Regions from separate parts of the Homo sapiens genome. Here region 2 is linked to region 1. A link is an interaction called in ENCODE POLR2A ChIA-PET data of the cell type or tissue named here. Cell type or tissue: A673. All regions are shown on one strand. Each heading gives the region's core, and the rest is flanking DNA. Links, peaks and the distances in the headings are about the cores only.

Region 1 (8,345 bases), core at 17-8,016:
AGAAAAGTGGTTATAATCTAATGATGCATGATTGAATTCCTCTTTTCTCTGAAGAGGTCTGCATGCATTCCTATAGAATATTTTGTCGGGCCGGGCGCGGTGGCTCACGCCTGTAATCCCAGCACTTTGGGAGGCCGAGGCGGGCGGATCACGAGGTCAGGAGATCGAGACCATCCCGGCTAAAACGGTGAAACCCCGTCTCTACTAAAAATACAAAAAATTAGCCGGGCGTAGTGGCGGGCGCCTGTAGTCCCAGCTACTTGGGAGGCTGAGGCAGGAGAATGACGTGAACCCGGGAGGCGGAGCTTGCAGTGAGCCGAGATCCCGCCACTGCACTCCAGCCTGGGCGACAGAGCGAGACTCCGTCTCAAAAAAAAAAAAAAAAAAAAAAAAAAAAATATTTTGTCTAATGTTCCAGGATATCAGGAAAATGGGAGTGTAGTTGAGTTACAGTTATCGTAATAATCTTATTTAATCTGGAAAAGGAAATACATTTTGATCTGATCTTGAGCTAATTTCCTTGTCATTAGTTGTCTTCATTTTAGGATTGGCATTTTTCAAAATTTATCTAAGAGTCTGAGATATTATCTCTCAATTATTGACCCTTTCCCCCATTTTCTTATTAGTCTTTCCAGTTATCTATATCTTAGACCTTTTCATTCTAATCTTTTTTACCTTGTTTTTCATGTTCAGCCTTTCACATTTTCCATATCTTTGTCTCTGTGAATACCGTATTCTATTAAGAGATTGCTTTTCATTTATCTTACAATTTATATATTCTTTCTTCACTTGTAGCTAATTTGATTTATTTGACCCTTGAGATTTTTATTTTATTTTATTTTGTTTTTTGAGACAGAGTCTTGCTCTGTTGCCCAGGCTGGAGTGCAGTGGCACAATCTCGGCTCACTGCAACCTCCACCTCCCAGGCTCAAGTAATCCTCCCACCCCAGCCTCCACAGTAGCTGGGACTACAGGTGTGCTCCACCACTCCTGGCTAATTTTATTATTTTTTTTGTATTTTTGTAGAGATGGGATTTCACCATGTTGCCCAAGCTGATCTGGAACTCTTGAGCTCAAGTGATCCACCGTGGCCTCCCAATGTGCTGTAATTAGAAACTTGAGCCACCGTGCCCAGCCAGAGGTTTTTATTTTAATGATAACATTCTCAACCAGAATAACTTTTATAAACCTGCTTCGTGACCAGCCTGTGGGCATCTGTCTTTTTTTTTTTTTTTTTTTTTTTGAGACGGAGTCTCACTCTGTCGCCAGGCTGAAGTGCAGTGGTGCAATCTCACCTCACTGCAACCTCCACCTCCCAGGTTCAAGTGATTCTCCTGCCTCAGCCTACCGAGTAGCTGGGACTACAAGTGCACACCACCATACCCAGCTAATTTTTGTATTTTTAGAGATGGGGTTTCACCATGTTGGCCAGGATGGTCTCGATCTCTTGACCTCGTGATCCGCTCACCTTGGCCTCCCAAAGTGCTGGGATTACAGGCGTGAGGCACTGCGCCCAGCCATGTGGCCATGTGTCTTTAATTGCTGCACCTTTGGCAACTCTATGAAGACTACAGTTGTGGAGAGAGAGAATCATTCTGCTATTTTCCTTTTTTTTAAATTGTAAAATATATATAACATAAAGTGTATCATTTTAACTATTTGTAAGTGTTCAATTCATTGTCATTAGGTATAGTCACAGTCTTGTGCAACCATCACCACTGTCCATTTCCAGAATTTTTTCATCATCCCAAGCGGAAATTCTGTATCCATTACACAATCACTCCTTGTTCCCCTTCCCCCAGGATCTGCTGCATTTTTAAGATGACTATCCTGGAAGACAACAGTTAATCCATCTCAGATTCAGAACAGTAGCAGCCAGGGGCATCCTCTGAATCACTGCTCTTTCCATTTACTGTTTCATTGTTTCTACTGAGCATTTTTCACATGCCTGCCACTGTAACTGGCTGGAGGAATATGGTGGTGAGTAGGATGACACAGACCATGCCCTCCCACTGTGTATAGAGCCAAGAACAATATTTAAATCTATATTATTCCTCTAATGATATCATCCCGATTTCTCCTACAGGGTGGTATTGATGAACACTCTCATATTGTTGAATTGCTTAGGCTGCCAGTTCAAGGGTGGTACTCATGTTTCTCTTGCCTGTGAGGGACTCTGGCTGTGTTGCAGATGGCATGGCTGATGCTAATAACTAGGGCCCTGTCCAGCCTCCATGATCTTCTGGTGCATTGCTGTTCCTGCTACTTCCTTGTGGGTTCTTCCTCACCACTGCTTGGACAATATTCGTTTTTCTCTTTAATTTCCCTTTCTTTTTTCTTTTTTTCCCTGTATTTATATGACCTTTTAAAAGCACTTCCTGTATGCTAAATACTGTATGTGATAAAAATGAAAGTATTGTAGGTACTCTAAAAAAACAAAAATGTTTGAATCTTTATTCAAATAAGGAATTATTGATTATTCAGGGAATTTCTTGTGTCATAGGAAGAAGGACTTGCTAACTAACATTGATTAATGTGATGTGTCCTAACATAGGCCTGTGCAAGGTACAGTGGGATTCTGGAGCTTAGTTTTGCCTGAGGAATTGCCAAGGCTTCATAGGGAAAGTGGATATGTGTGTATCTCTGGGGAGAGACAGAGGGAGTCAGGGAAGTATAAAACCCACAACTATGCAAGGACAGGAAGCAGTGCTTAAGCATTAGTCAGTAAGAGTTAAATTACTAAAAAAACAAAAGCCAAGTCTGCAATACAAGGGCACTATCTGCAGACACAAAATAGTGCTATTTGTAAGAAAACTACTCCGAATTAAGACCTTGTGGCTCATCTTTTCCTTCCCCCTCTCGAGGGTCTTACTACTGACTGCTTAAGACAACCATTTCCAGGTATATTGTTTGTAATTCTCACCTGGTATATGGGTCCAATTAACCTCATGTTGAGACTTCATTTTATAGATTTTAAAAACACTGAAAATGTTGTCACTTGACTGTAATTTTAAAAATTCTAAATTGTGAAGGCTTTCACAGCCTTTGGATTAAGAGAAATGACCCAACTGATAAAAACTCCAAGGGGAGATGGCTGGAATAAATAATACACCTTGCTGATGCAAATAACTGCAAATAACTGGAATGGCGGTGAGTGTTTTGAAAGCAAGAGTGCCATTAAAAGCCCAAGGTGTTGAAATATAAAATAGCCATACCTCTTCTCTAGCCACTGATTGCTGAGTTGCTACAGCTGTGAGGAAAAAAAAAGTCCAGGTGTATGATTCAGCAAAGTTATTTGGGTCTGTTGTACCAAGGTCATTAATGTGAGAACTGAGCTCCTTGGCAAGAGGGGACCAGAGGCTGGACAATACTGGACAACACCCAGCTTGAGTCTCTGAGTCTTGAAACCGCTGGCCACCTCAATTCACTTGCAGTTTCCACACAGTAGCATCTGTCTATCATGGAGAAACCCTGGAAACAAAAGATACACAGTGCATTGTAGAAGATTGGGTTTAGGTTATTTACTATATGTGGTTGGAATGCATTTGCTGGGAACCTCTCAGTTTGTTTTTATTACAAGTAATTAAAGAAATCTGATAATCATAGAGAAATCAACTTTTAAAAAATCAGCTATGTTTTCTAAGAATCTCTGCAACATTTTCTGCGTTTGAAGCTTTTTTTTTTCTTTTTTTTCTCTTTAAACAAATGACTATGAAAACTACATCCTGTTGCTCAAAGTTTTTCTATTAGTTTGCAGATCGCTAGGGGCTGCCTTCCTTCTGTTTGTATTGCTGTTGCAGGGTGTGATCTGTAGAAAAGTATTCCCTGGAAATTCAGGGCCTTCAAAACCCAGTGGGCTTCACTTCTCCCAGCCCCTACCCCAAGTTACTTCAGTTGTGGCAAAAATAACAATTGTCCCCTGGGAAATGAAGCTCATTGCTATGGTAACTAATGAAGGTTGCATCATTCTAGGGCACATTTTTAAAAGCCTGATTTCAACATGGGTAGACGCCCCGTCTTATTTTATTCAGTAGCTTAGCAACCTGTGGTATACTGTTTGTTGCCACCCCCAGCCTTCCCTTTTCTCTCAGAAAAATGACCTATATAGATAGTGTTTTATTGTAGGCACGTTTCCACTGTGAATATAGTTCAGCTCTTAGGTGTGCTTATGATGACCTTATTTTCTGGACCAAAATTCAGGACATATTTTGTGTCTGTAAAGTAAAGAAGGATTATTCTTCTGCCTCTCTGCTGGCTTGTGCTAAGGTCTTTGCAGATGTTTTTCTCTTGACCACCCCTTAACTCTTGGTGTTTGTCTTTGTTGTTGGCCTTCTTTTCTTATTCTCTGGTAACTACTCCTTATATGCTGATGTCTCCCAAATCTTAATTTTCAGCCCAGGTCTTACCCCTGAACTTCATGTAGACAGTTTTCTCTGCAACAGCCCTAACTGGATTTTCCCTGCACTCAGGGTGTTCAAGATGAACTCAACATTGCCTTCCACAAAAATCACTTACTGATGAATGACACCACCATTCATATGACACCCTACATCCAGCCAGCCCCCAAGTCCTGATGCTTCTACTTCCTGACTGCTCTAAAATCTGTCCTCTCTCTTCTAGGCCTTCATCCTTTTTTACTTGGTTTGCTGCCTACATCCTCCAAACTGGTTACTTCAGGGTAACCCCGCCTTTTCCAGGCTGCCCCCAAACAAACAAGAACAAGCGTGGTTTTGTGACCAGCTCCTCATCCTCAGCATCGGTGGCCTTCTGCCTGTTCTTTGTCCAGGCTGGATTCTCACGACTCCTGCTCGCCTTGCCTCCCTGGGCGGCAGAGGCAATGCTCCTGCAGAATGTGCTCCTACGCCCTCTCCACTTTCCTCTGCCAAATGCCTTTTCACCCTGCATTTCAGACACCATTATTTCTGAGAAGCTTTGTTTAACCCTGCCTGAGCCCGGGCTCTGTAGTCAGAGTTAGATGCCCCCACGTGCCCCTATCACAGCATGGGCATCTCCATACCTTAGCTCTTACCTTGCTTTGTTGTAATGTTCTATGACCTGTCTCCCCCTGTGAGCTTCCTGACAACAGAGGTGGCACTTGTTTTTCTTTGTGGTTCCAGTGTGTTTCACATACCAGTACCTAGTAGGTGTTTGATAAATGTGTGTCGTGTAAATTAATGAATCAACAAGTCAATGAATGAATGTATATAAGTGCACTTGTGAGGCAGTGGGGGAGAATTCCTAACTTCTAGAGTTTAGTAGTCTTGGAAAATCCAAGTTGTCAGAACCTGTTGTTCACTATCTGCATCACTATAAGCAGACTCCTAAAGATTGCTAGAATATAGCACAAAGGATATGTCTTTGCAGGCTAGGATGGGTAGGGGCATGAACCTGGTGTGGTGCTTTGCCATATCCAGTTGGCCCTTCTTATCTGTGGGTTCTGCATCCATGGATTCAACAAAACTTGGATGGAAAGTATTTGGGGGAAGTGGGGAGGAAGGATGGTTGTATCTGCACTGAATGCGTATAGACTTTTTTTCCTTTATTATTTCCTGAACAATACAGTATAACAGCTGTTTACATACCATTTACATAGTGTTAGGTATTATAAGTAATTTAGAGATTAAAGCCTACGAGAGGATGTATGTAGGTCATATGCAAATACTGTACCATTTTATATTAGAGACTTGAGCATACAAAATCTGGGGGAGATCCTGGAACCAGTCCCCATGGATACAGTCATGTGTCACCTAACAGTGGGGATACATTCTGAGACATATGTCATTAGGCAGTTTAGTCATTGTGTGATTGCCATAGAATGTACTCACACAAAACTATATGGTCTACCCACTACGTCCCTAGGCTGTATGATATATATAGCCTGTCATTCCTAGGCGACAAATTTGTGTATCATGTAACTATACTGAATAATGTAGGCAACTGTAACACAAATGGTGAGTATGTGTGTATCTAAACATAAAAAGCGTAAGGTAAAAATATGGTATTAGAATCTTAGGGGGACTAGGTTCAGTGGCTCATGCCTGTAATCCCAGCTCTTTGGGAGGCCAAGGCAGGAGGATCACTTGAGGCCGGGAGTTCCATACCAGCCTGGGAAACACAGTGAGACCTCCGTCTCTATAAAATTTTTTAAAAAATTAGCCAGGTATGGTGGTGAGCATCTGTAGTTTAGCTACTTGGGATGCTGAGGTGGGAAGATCACTATTTGAGTTCAGTAGTTCAAAGTGACAGTGAGCTATGATTGTGTCACTGCCTTCCTGCCTGGGCAACAAAGCAAGACCATGTCTCTCTCTTAAAAAAAAAAAAAAAAAAAAAACCTTATGGGACCACCATTATATATGTGGTCCAATGTTGACTGAAACATTGTTATGCAGCCCATGACTATGTATGTGTATGCATGTATACACACACACACGAGTCAGTTTAGCAACTGTGTCTGATAAAACTACTGCCAGCTTATGTGTGTCAGCACAGTTTAAAACAAGAAAGTCAAATACAAACTAAAAAATTGGGATCTCAGAAAGGGAGCATATGATTCCCTGCTTAGTTGAACATGTGAGTCCCCCTCTGCCTGATCAGACTGGCTACTGTGCTGAGTGCTGTCCCTGAGGTCGCACTTGTCCTGGTTAAGGTTGTAACTGAGGCAGGCACTGAATTTAGTCCTTTGGAGAGAGTTGGGGTGAGATGGGAGGCACGTGGGAATTCCCTGCCCGTCAGTATTTCTTTAGGAAATAAGGGCTGGAGCTGTGCAATTAAGGATTCATAGTTCCCTCCCATCATCTTATGCAGCACAGTGTATAGACTTCTCAGTATCAACCTAGCTTCCTTGCTGCCTTTTTGCACTAGATGTCTGTCCAGGTGCAGTCAGAGGACTTTCTGACAGTGGACAGGTAGGTTGGGGTGGCCATGGCCATAGGGAGAGATTTTTGATTGATTCTTTTAATCTTTCACAAACAATGAGCACCACTTTTGGGCCTGATGTAGTGCTTGACCTTGGGGCAAATATCAAATATGGTAAAATGTGGTTCCTTCTCTGCTTGCATTTATAGCCCAGTCAAGGAGCAAACCAGCACTGATCCTAGTAGAACTTTGATATAAACACCACAATTTATCAAACATCCGTTTTAACCTTAAGGAAGCAATTTTGGGGCTAGGGGAGGGAACTTGAGGATGGGTCAGTAGGTACAGCAGACTACCATGGCACACTTATACCTATGTAACAAACCTGCACGTTCTGCACATGTATCCCGGAACTTAAAGTAAAATAAAATAAAAATCAATTTTGTTTTAGGTCTACAGAATAGGGCTGATATTTAAAAGTAATTTTAACCTGTTGAAATGTGATCAGCTGTATCCAACACAGAATGAAATTATGCTGTTTTTAAATAGCTCAGGCCAGGCTCAGTGGCTCACGCCTGTAATCTCAGCACTTTGGGAGGCCAAGGCAGGTGGATCGCTTGAGGTCAGAGGTTCAAGACCAGCCAAGCCAATATGGTGAAATCCCGTCTCTACTAAAAATACAAAGATTACCCGAGTGTGGTGGCATGCACGTGTAATCCCAGCTACTCAGGAGGCTGAAGCAGGACAATCATTTAATCCTGGGAGGTGGAGGTTGCAGTGAGCCAAGGTCGTGCCATTGCACTCCAGCCTGGGCAACAGAGTGAGACTCGGTCTCAAAAAATAAAAAATAAAAATAAATAGCCCAGTTGCTGAACTGCTTGAGACCGACTATGGGCTACTTCATCTTGGTATTTTTAGATGAGCATTGTCTTCTCCCAGTGTTGGTTTGTGCCTCGTGCTGGGAGCTTAGGAGAGAGGAAGAGGCAGGGAGAGAAGAAAACAGCACGTGCAAGATGGACTGTGCGGTGCATTTGGCCCTGTCCTGTTACTGCGAACCCAGGGCTTTATGTGGGGGATGAAAGGACACTTTCCCTGCATTTCAGCGGTCAGACTTTTTTTTTTTTTTTAAATACTTTAAGTTTTAGGGTATATGTGCACAACATGCAGGTTTGTTACATATGTATACATGTGCCATGTTGGTGTGCTGCACCCGTTAACTCGTAATTTAACATTAGGTATATCTCCTAATGCTATCCCTCCCCCCACCCCCTACCCCACAATAGGCCCCAGCCCTGGTGTGTGATGTTCCCCTTCCTGTGTCCAAGTGTTCTCGTTGTTCAATTCCCACCTATGAGTGAGAACATGCAGTGTTTGGTTTTTTGTCCTTGCAATAGTTTGCTGAGAATGATGGTTTCCAGCTTCATTCATGTCCCTACAAAGGCTCTGTTCTGTTCTATTGGTCTATATCTCTGTTTTGGTACCAGTAACAT
Region 2 (8,345 bases), core at 79-8,078, 180 kb before region 1:
CTGGAGATTCCCGCTCTTCCCTTAGTGAGCTTAGGCCCTGGAGTGAGCAAAAGATGAAAAACATGAATCTCTTCTTCACTCAACTTCTATCTGTGATTCTAGAAAGATTCTGGTTATATTCAGCCTTATTTTTCTAAAATGTGGCCCCCAAATGCAAGACAAGTATTTCACCAGACTCACCTGAAGAAACAGTGAGCTCTTGCAGTGCTAGAGAGAAAACTAGTTAGAGTAGTCTGTGCTGAGCCTTGTAATGTTACAGTCTAAAGAATTAGGGAAGATTTTTCTGGGAGGGCAATGGTCAGAATAGGTATATTGGAGAAAACTTCATCTTTGCTGCTGCTTTTAAAGGAATGTTTTCTTAATGCTCTTGCTCCAATTTAAAAGGGCATAAATAAATTATATGAAAACTTTTGAAAGAATGGTGACCCTGGCTTAAATAATAACCTAAATTGTTGAAATGGAGCTATTCTAACAGAATTAAAACTGATGAATTAGATTCATTTGTAAGAGCCAACCAGAGCCCTTTTAAATTATTTTAAACCAATTAAGCAGGGTAACACAGTTTAAAAATAATTATGTGCCAATGACTTGGTTTATGATATCTAGATGTGCCATCTGAGCAGAATAATCAGATACACTTAGTGTTCCTCATATGTAACCTAACAAAGTTTCTTTTAGCTGTCTTACCATTTCCTCAGCGCTCTGCTATACTACTCTCTTTGAGATCACATTAGTCAACGATATGGAGAGGTTGAGAACATCAAATAACATATAAAAGTTATAAGCATAAAAAAATTAGATGCGAAACTGTCCAGCCAATGTAATCAGTTAATACATATCTAAGGAAATTTAATTTTGGTCATACTAATGTTACATCAGCCCTCAAAAGAAAATGCTGGTAGAGATGACTATTAAGAAGAAATTAGATCTTTCCAATGAATGGTGTTTCACAGTAATAGTTGAAGTCTCAGACAATTCAAGATCAGCCCTGAAAAGGGGTACATCCAGATTGACAATTAGAATCAAAGTGGAACAGCAGAAGAACATGAACATTGCAGTCATTCTTTCAACTAATATTAATTCCACACCTAATATATGACAGCCACTGTGTTAGGTCCTCAGAGAATTTATAATCTAGTGGAAAGACAAGACAGATAACAGATAATGAGAATACAATATTATGATGTCAGCAGACCCCAGGCATAAAATAAGATGACTTATAGGGTTCGTTTGACAATTTGAGGTAACATACCATATTTTATCAATTTTAAGACCATGAGTTGTAACAAACACCATTATTTTTGGACCATGGAGGGGGCCGGAGGGAAATGCTGCTACTTAAACTATGACACATAGAATTTTTCCACATTGTATTGAATTCTGCTAAGAGCATTAGTGATGCAACATTTTTTAAAATAATATTCCACTATTATCTTTGGGTTTTTTTTGCAAGCTGTTGGGGTCCATTCTATGAGTTTCAATGCTGGTGCTTTCTTATTGCAACTCAGAGGTATCAATGAAGGGTTTTCAGATCACAACCAGGATTTAAATCCTTTCTTTAAATGATTAGTTGACTGAAATGTCAAGGGTTTGCAGTTGTCTAATCATGCCACCAGGAATAACCAGGAAGTTTGCACATGTTCAGGCTAAGACAACTACATCACAACTACCTTCTGGTGACAGCATTGTAAGACACCATGATTGTAAGATGCCATTCCAGTTTTAGAAATATTGGAAAGATGTACATCTTAGATTTGGCAAAATATCATTTATTGCTGGCAGCTATTAAAATATGTGTTATTAGGAGAATGTACAAAGAGCACTGTGAGCACTGAGGATAGAGCACCTAACTCTCACAAAGGAAGTGATATTTGGGCAGACAGAAGTCATGAGGATGCATGAATGGGTAAGAAAGGGCAGTTTCGAGCTGCAACTACATGTGTGGGAGAGTGGTAGGACCGGATGCTGGGCCATGTCAAGAAGAGTTTCATGTGCTCAACTAAAAAATTTTTGAATCTTATTATTTGGGTGATAGACAAAGTTTTGGGGTCAGGGAGTGACCCTGATGATATAATTTGGCTATATCAAATCTCATGTTGAAATCTGATCCCCAATATTGATGGTGGGGTCTGGTGGGAGGTGATTGGATTACGGGGACAAGTCCCTCATGAATGGCTTGGTGCCATTGTCTGAGGATTGAGTGAATTCTCACTCTTTGTTTCTGCAAGGTCTGGTTGTTAAAAAGAGCCTGGGACCTTTCTCCCGTTTCCCTCTTGCTTCCTCTCTCGTCATCTGACATACCACTCTCTTTCCCCTTCCACCATCATTGGAAGCTTCCAAAAGCAGAGGCTCGCTCTTTCCTTGCCTAACGCAGCCATGGCTTGTGGTCCCAAGAAGCATCTGAAGTGAGTAGCAGCTCCAAAGCACTGGATGCTGGATAAATTGACCAGTATGTTTGCTCCTTGTCCATCCACCAGTCCCCACAAGTTGAGAGTGTCTTCCCCTCATCATTTTCCTAAGGAACAGACTTAAGTATGCCCTGGAAGGAGATGAAGTAAAGAAGATTTGCATGCAGCGGTTTATTAAAATTGATGGCAAGGTCTAAACTGATATAACCTACCCTGCTGGATTCATGGAGGCCATCAGCATTGACAAGACAGAAGAGAATTTCTCTCTGATCTATGACACCAAGAGTCTCTTTGCTGTACATCATATTACACCTGAGGAGGCCAAGTACAAGTTGTGCAAAGTGAGAAAAATCTTTCTGGGAACAAAAGGAATCCCTCATCTGGTGACTCATGATGGTCGCACCATCCGCTACACTGATCCCCTTATCAAGGTGAATGATACCATTCAGATTGATTTGGAGACTGGCAAGATTACTGATTTCATCAAATTCGACACTGGTCACCTGTGTATGGTGACTGGAGGTGCTAACCTGGGAAGAATTGGTGTGATCACCAACAGAGAGAGGCACCCTGGATCTTTTGACATTGTTCACATGGAAGATGCCAATGGCAACAGCTTTGCCACTCAACTTTCCAACATTTTTGTTATTGGCAAGGGCAACAAACTATGGATTTCTCTTCCCTGAGGAAAGGGTATCCGCCTCACCATTGCTGAAGAGAGAGACAAAAGACTGCCAAACAGAGCAGTGGGTGAAATGGTCCCAGGGTGACATGTTAGATCTTTGTACGTAATTGAAAATAATGTGGCAAGATTAATAGCAAAAAAAGAAAAAAAAATCAGAGTCTTATGCCAGGCATGCATCTTGTACAGCCTGCAGAACCATGCGCCAAGTAAACCTCTTTTTCTTTTTTTTTCTTTTTTTTTTTTTTTTTTGAGACAGAGTCTCTCCCTGTTGCCCAGGCTGAAGTACAATGGCGCTATCTTGGCTCACTGCAACCTCCACCTCCCAGGTTCAAGTGATTCTCCTGCCTCAGCCTCCCAAGTAGCTGGGATTACAGGCACCCGCCACCATGCCCAGCTAATTTTGTATTTTTAGTACAGACAGGGTTTCACTATGTTGGCCGGGCTGGTCTAGAACTCATTACCTCAGGTGATCTGCCCGCCTCAGCCTTCCAAAGTGGTGGGATTACAGGCGTGAGCCACAGCACCCAGCTTAAACCTCTTTTCTTTATAAATTACCCAGCCTTGGGTATTCTTTTATAGCAATGCAAAACAGACTAAGACACCCAATAATCAGATTCTTATTTTAGAAAGATAAATTCAGTAGTGATTTGGAGAATGGATTAGAATGAGAAGACAGTGGGCAAGGAGACGAGTTAGACAATTTCTTTTTTTTTTTTTTTTTAGATGGAATCTCATTCTGTAGCCTAGGCTGGAGTGCAGTGGCACAATCTGGTCACTACAACCTCTGCCTCCCAGGTTCAAGCAATCCTTGTGTCTCAGCCTTCCAAGTAGCTGGGATTACAGGCATGCACCACCACACTCAGCTAATTTTTGTGTTTTTAGTAGAGATAGGGTTTTGCCATGTTGCCCAGGCTGGTCTCAAACTCCTTGACTCAAGTGACCCACCCTCAGCCTCCCAAAGTGCTGGGAGCCACCGCGTGAGCCACAGTGCCCAGTTGACAATTTCTGCATTAATCCACAGAACACATAAAAGCACTGTGGAAGTGGCAACAGGGAAGGTGAGAAGAGGATTATCAAAGACATTGTGATGATAGAATGGACAGGACTTGGTGAACTGAGTTGATGCAGGCAGAATCATGATATTGTGTGATTAAAGCCATCTTGTGTCATATAAGGTGAATATCATCAAGCTACTGATAATTGTAAATTCTAATAAGATGTATAACTCATTTCTAAAGGACAAATGGTGTTTATTCAGTCATTTGCTTAACAAATATTTATTGAATGTCTACTGTGTGTAGGAGCTGGGAATGTAGGAATGAATAAAACGGGAAATAATGCCTGTCCTTATGAAGTTTACATTCTAGTGGGAGAGGTAGACAAGTATAATATGTGGTATATTCACGTTAAGTGTTAAAGAGGAAGAATAAAGCAGGGAAAGGAAATGAAGTGCTGCAGAGGGAGGTTTGGAGTTTAAGACATGGAGAACGGAAAGGCGTCACTGAGGGTGTCAATGATGTTTCAGTAGAGAGTGGACAGAGCTGTGCAGATACCTCAGGAAAACCCAATTTTATCTATTTATTTTACTGGAGTGCTGTAGTCTGAATGTTTGTGTCCTATCAAAATTCATATGTTCAAATCCTGACCCCCAAGGTGATGATATTAAGAGGCAGGACCTTTGGGAGGTGATTAGGCAGAGACCTCATGAATGAGATTAGTGCCTTTATAAAAGAGGCCTGGGGGAGCTCAGTCACATCATGTGATGACAGAGCAAGAAGGCACCATCTACAAACCAGGTCCTCACCAGACAGCAAATCTGCCGGCACCTTGATCTTCGACTTCCTAGTCTCCAGAAGTATGAGAAATTTCTGTTTTTTATAAACAATCTGGTTTATGGTTTTTTGTTTTGTTTTGTTTTGTTTTTGACAGAGTGTCGCTCTGTCATCTGGGCCAGAATGCAGTGGCGCGATCTCGGCTCACTGCAACCTCCACCTCCCAGGTTCAAGCAGTTCTCCTGCCTCAGCCTCCCAAGTAGCTGGGATTACAGGTGCCTGCCATGACGCCCAGCTAATTTTCTCGTCTTTTTAGTAAAGACGGGGTTTCACCATGTTGGTGAGGCTGGTTTCGAACTCCTGACCTCAAGTGATCCACCCGCCTTGGCCTCCCAAAGTGCTAGGATTACTGGCGTGAGCCACCACGCCTGGCCAGTTTTATGGTATTCTGTAATTGCAGCCCAAACTGACTAAGACGTGAAGTTTAGGTAAACATTTGCAGTTTGCTATGCTGATATTGAAGTATTATCTGTTGGTAAATATTCTTTGCTGATACTTAATAAGTATTCTTATTAATAACAAGTATTAATAATATGTATTCCTCACTAATGCTTAATACAAATCCTTACTAATAGCAGTATTAGTATTAATTAGTATTAATCAGTATTCTTTGCCAATAAGGGTTCTGACAGAAAATCAGTTGTTCATTAAATATTATTGAGATACTTCTTGATCTTATAGTAGACAGGTACTGTTTTAGATTCTGGGGATTCAGTCGTAACTGAGATAGATGTAATCCCTACCCTCAAAGGGTTGCCAGAGAAAACACAGGACTCAATTGAATTGGAATTTCAGATAAAAAACACATAATTTTTAGTATAAATATGTTTATGTGATACTTATACTGAATATACCATGTGATATTTGGAATATACTTATACTAAAATGTACACTAAATGTGTTGATAACCTGAAATCCAAATTTAACTGGGCTTCCTATGTTTTTATTTGCTGAGTCTGGCAATTCTATGCCCTCACTACGCTTATAAGCTAACATGCTGGAAGCAGAGATTTGTAAATACAAATAGCATACAGTGAACAATGCTGTATAACCTGGGGAGCCATAAATTAGAAGGCACTGGGACCCTAAATGTATGGAGAAAAACTGTCAGCCAACCAGGAACATCCACCCTTAAAGCAAGAAATAAACTTCTGTCGTATTTGAGCCATTATGTTTTGGAACCATTTGTGCCATGGTCTATTTGTTATGCCAGCTTAACCTAACTAACAATATGTCCTGAAATCTACTATCATTTCCAAATTTACTACAGAATCAAAAGTTTTAATATAATATACCAACAACTAATAAAATATATGTAAATAAAGGCAACAGGAAGATGGGGCAAACCCTAAAAATGCTTATGCTGTAGTCATCATTCTATTAACAATATAGCTTTAAACCTAAGTATTTTCAAAATGGTCATGAGGGACATCAGATCATTTTAGGAAAATTACATAACTCGATGGCTTCCCTAAGCAACTAATACTACACATTTATACATTATTCCTGGCGATTAAAACATTTTCTTTCAGCTAATTATCGAATGTAAAGACAGGTTTTGTAGGCTCTAAAATTTTAATTAAGACATGGTTTTTGCCTTCAGAAAGTATATGGCCTAATAGAGGAAATAAGGATACAAAATACTAGCAGAATATGATCAGTGCCAAAAGATATGTGCAAATTATATCTCTAATTGGAGTGAGAAATTCATTCAGATTAGAGGGGATTAAAAAGAAGCTGAATGAGGAAGCATTTTTTCCCTCAAAGCTTTACAATTTTCTGTCTTTTGAATTTAAAAGTAGAGCTTATTGTCAAGAATTTGCAAAATACAAATAGAGAAAAACAAATATCACTTCTAATCTCACTACCCAGAGATAGCCACTAATAACATTTTTGTATGTATTCCCTCCTTTATGTTTTAAATAAAATTGGGGTCTTATTATCTATTCTTTTTTTCGTGTTTTTCCACTTAACATAAGGTGAGCATTTTTCATATCATTAAATAATTTGTAAAAATATGACTTTTTCATAAATGCATAATTTATCCCATAGATGTATTGTGATTTATTTTCCTGTTAAGACATTTTGTTAATGTCTAAATGTTTTACTTTTATAAATAATGTTGCATTGAACAGCCCTATACATAGATATTTGTAATAATTCAACTACTATTTTTTGAACACTAGTTACTGCTCTGAATGTTGGAGATACATTAGTGAACAAACAGTCCAAAGTCCCTGCCCTCATGGGGAGGAGGAAAGAGAGACAATAAGGATGTAAACTATAAATTACATCAAATAGTGATGAGTGCTCTGGAGAAAACTAAATCAGGGATGGGGAATAAGAAGTGATGATGTAGGGGCCTTGGGATTATAGTTTTAAATAGGATGGTCAGGAAAGAATGATAAAATGGCATTTGATCAAATACCTGAAGGTGGTGAGGCAGCAAACCAGATGGATATTGGAGGAAAACATTCCAGGCAAAGAGAAGCATGTAAAGACCCTGAGTTTGGAGTGGATCTGGCATATTTAAGGAACAGCAGCAAGCAGGCCAGAATAGCTGAAGCAGAGTTCATAGGAAAGCTGTAGGAGGTGAAGAAATCCAAGAGGAACTTCTGATGCTAAGTGGAATTTGGCCTCTATGCCCAGAGATAGGAAAGCATTGGAGGGTTTTGCACAGAGGGCTATCTGACCATTTTGGCTATTCTGTGAAAGTAAACTATAGAGGGTAGAAACAGGGAAAGTCAGGAGGTTATTGCTGTAATCCAGGTGGGCAATGATGTTGGCTTTTAGACAGTGGGGATAACAGTAAAGGTGGTGAGAAATGGGTTTTTATTGGCTTAGTGTGGGGTTTGAGAAAAAGGAGTCAGGGATGACTTAAGGCATCTCCAGTTCCTTAGGATAAATGTCAAGAATGGGAATTTATTAATGCATTTTTAGAGCTCTTTATACATATGGCCAGATTGTTCACCTGGAAAGTTTAGTTTATATTTGCAGTATTCTCCATGAGAAAACAGTTTATAAAAGTTTTTGAGAAAGAGCGTTTCAGCTAGAAATTTTTAATAGCTTTGCAAATTACTTAAGCCTTCATAGAGAATTATTAGATATCTGAACCAGTCACTTAAAGCTTGCATGTATATGTTACTACATTTTAACCAGGAAAATCTTTCTGATAGAGTTTACCAAAGTCCAGGTGTTTCCCTTTTGAGCCTGTACTATTGAAATAACTAAAACATGGAGTGGGATTTGATAAATGCCAAAAAAAAAAAAAAAAAAAAAAAAAAAAAGAGTTCCAAATACTATGAGGAGCATTTACCCAAGAGAAAAGGACAAGAAAGAGGAACTTTATAAATTATTAGAGAAGAGGGTATAGAACCAGGGACCTGACTTCTCAAAGCAAAGAGAAAAAAAAATTTATCT

The links. Peaks named below come from ENCODE experiments on the same cell type or tissue, not always from the same donor. Only the 100,000 strongest peaks of a DNase experiment are listed, where the experiment ranks them.
Region 2: POLR2A ChIA-PET joins it to region 1 with 19 read pairs; 23 of 35 experiments call an interaction of 5 or more read pairs at or near these places.

Annotation. Positions count from the first base shown.
Region 1 is chr13:51,641,457-51,649,801 of GRCh38, forward strand. The region is part of intron 1 of WDFY2 (WD repeat and FYVE domain containing 2); the gene reads left to right. Among named protein-coding and RNA genes, the nearest start is that of WDFY2, 61 kb to the left of the region's middle. RefSeq lists enhancers at 1,355-1,854, 4,755-5,401 and a silencer at 4,897-5,191. In A673, for the core only: no CTCF peak of the experiment used is centred there; DNase peaks (open chromatin) are centred at 1,875, 2,675 and 3,975; H3K4me3 peaks cover 2,492 bases; H3K27ac peaks cover 5,984 bases.
Region 2 is chr13:51,458,152-51,466,496 of GRCh38, forward strand. It overlaps the pseudogene RPS4XP16. Among named protein-coding and RNA genes, the nearest start is that of INTS6-AS1, 9.0 kb to the left of the region's middle. In A673, for the core only: no CTCF peak of the experiment used is centred there; no DNase peak of the experiment used is centred there.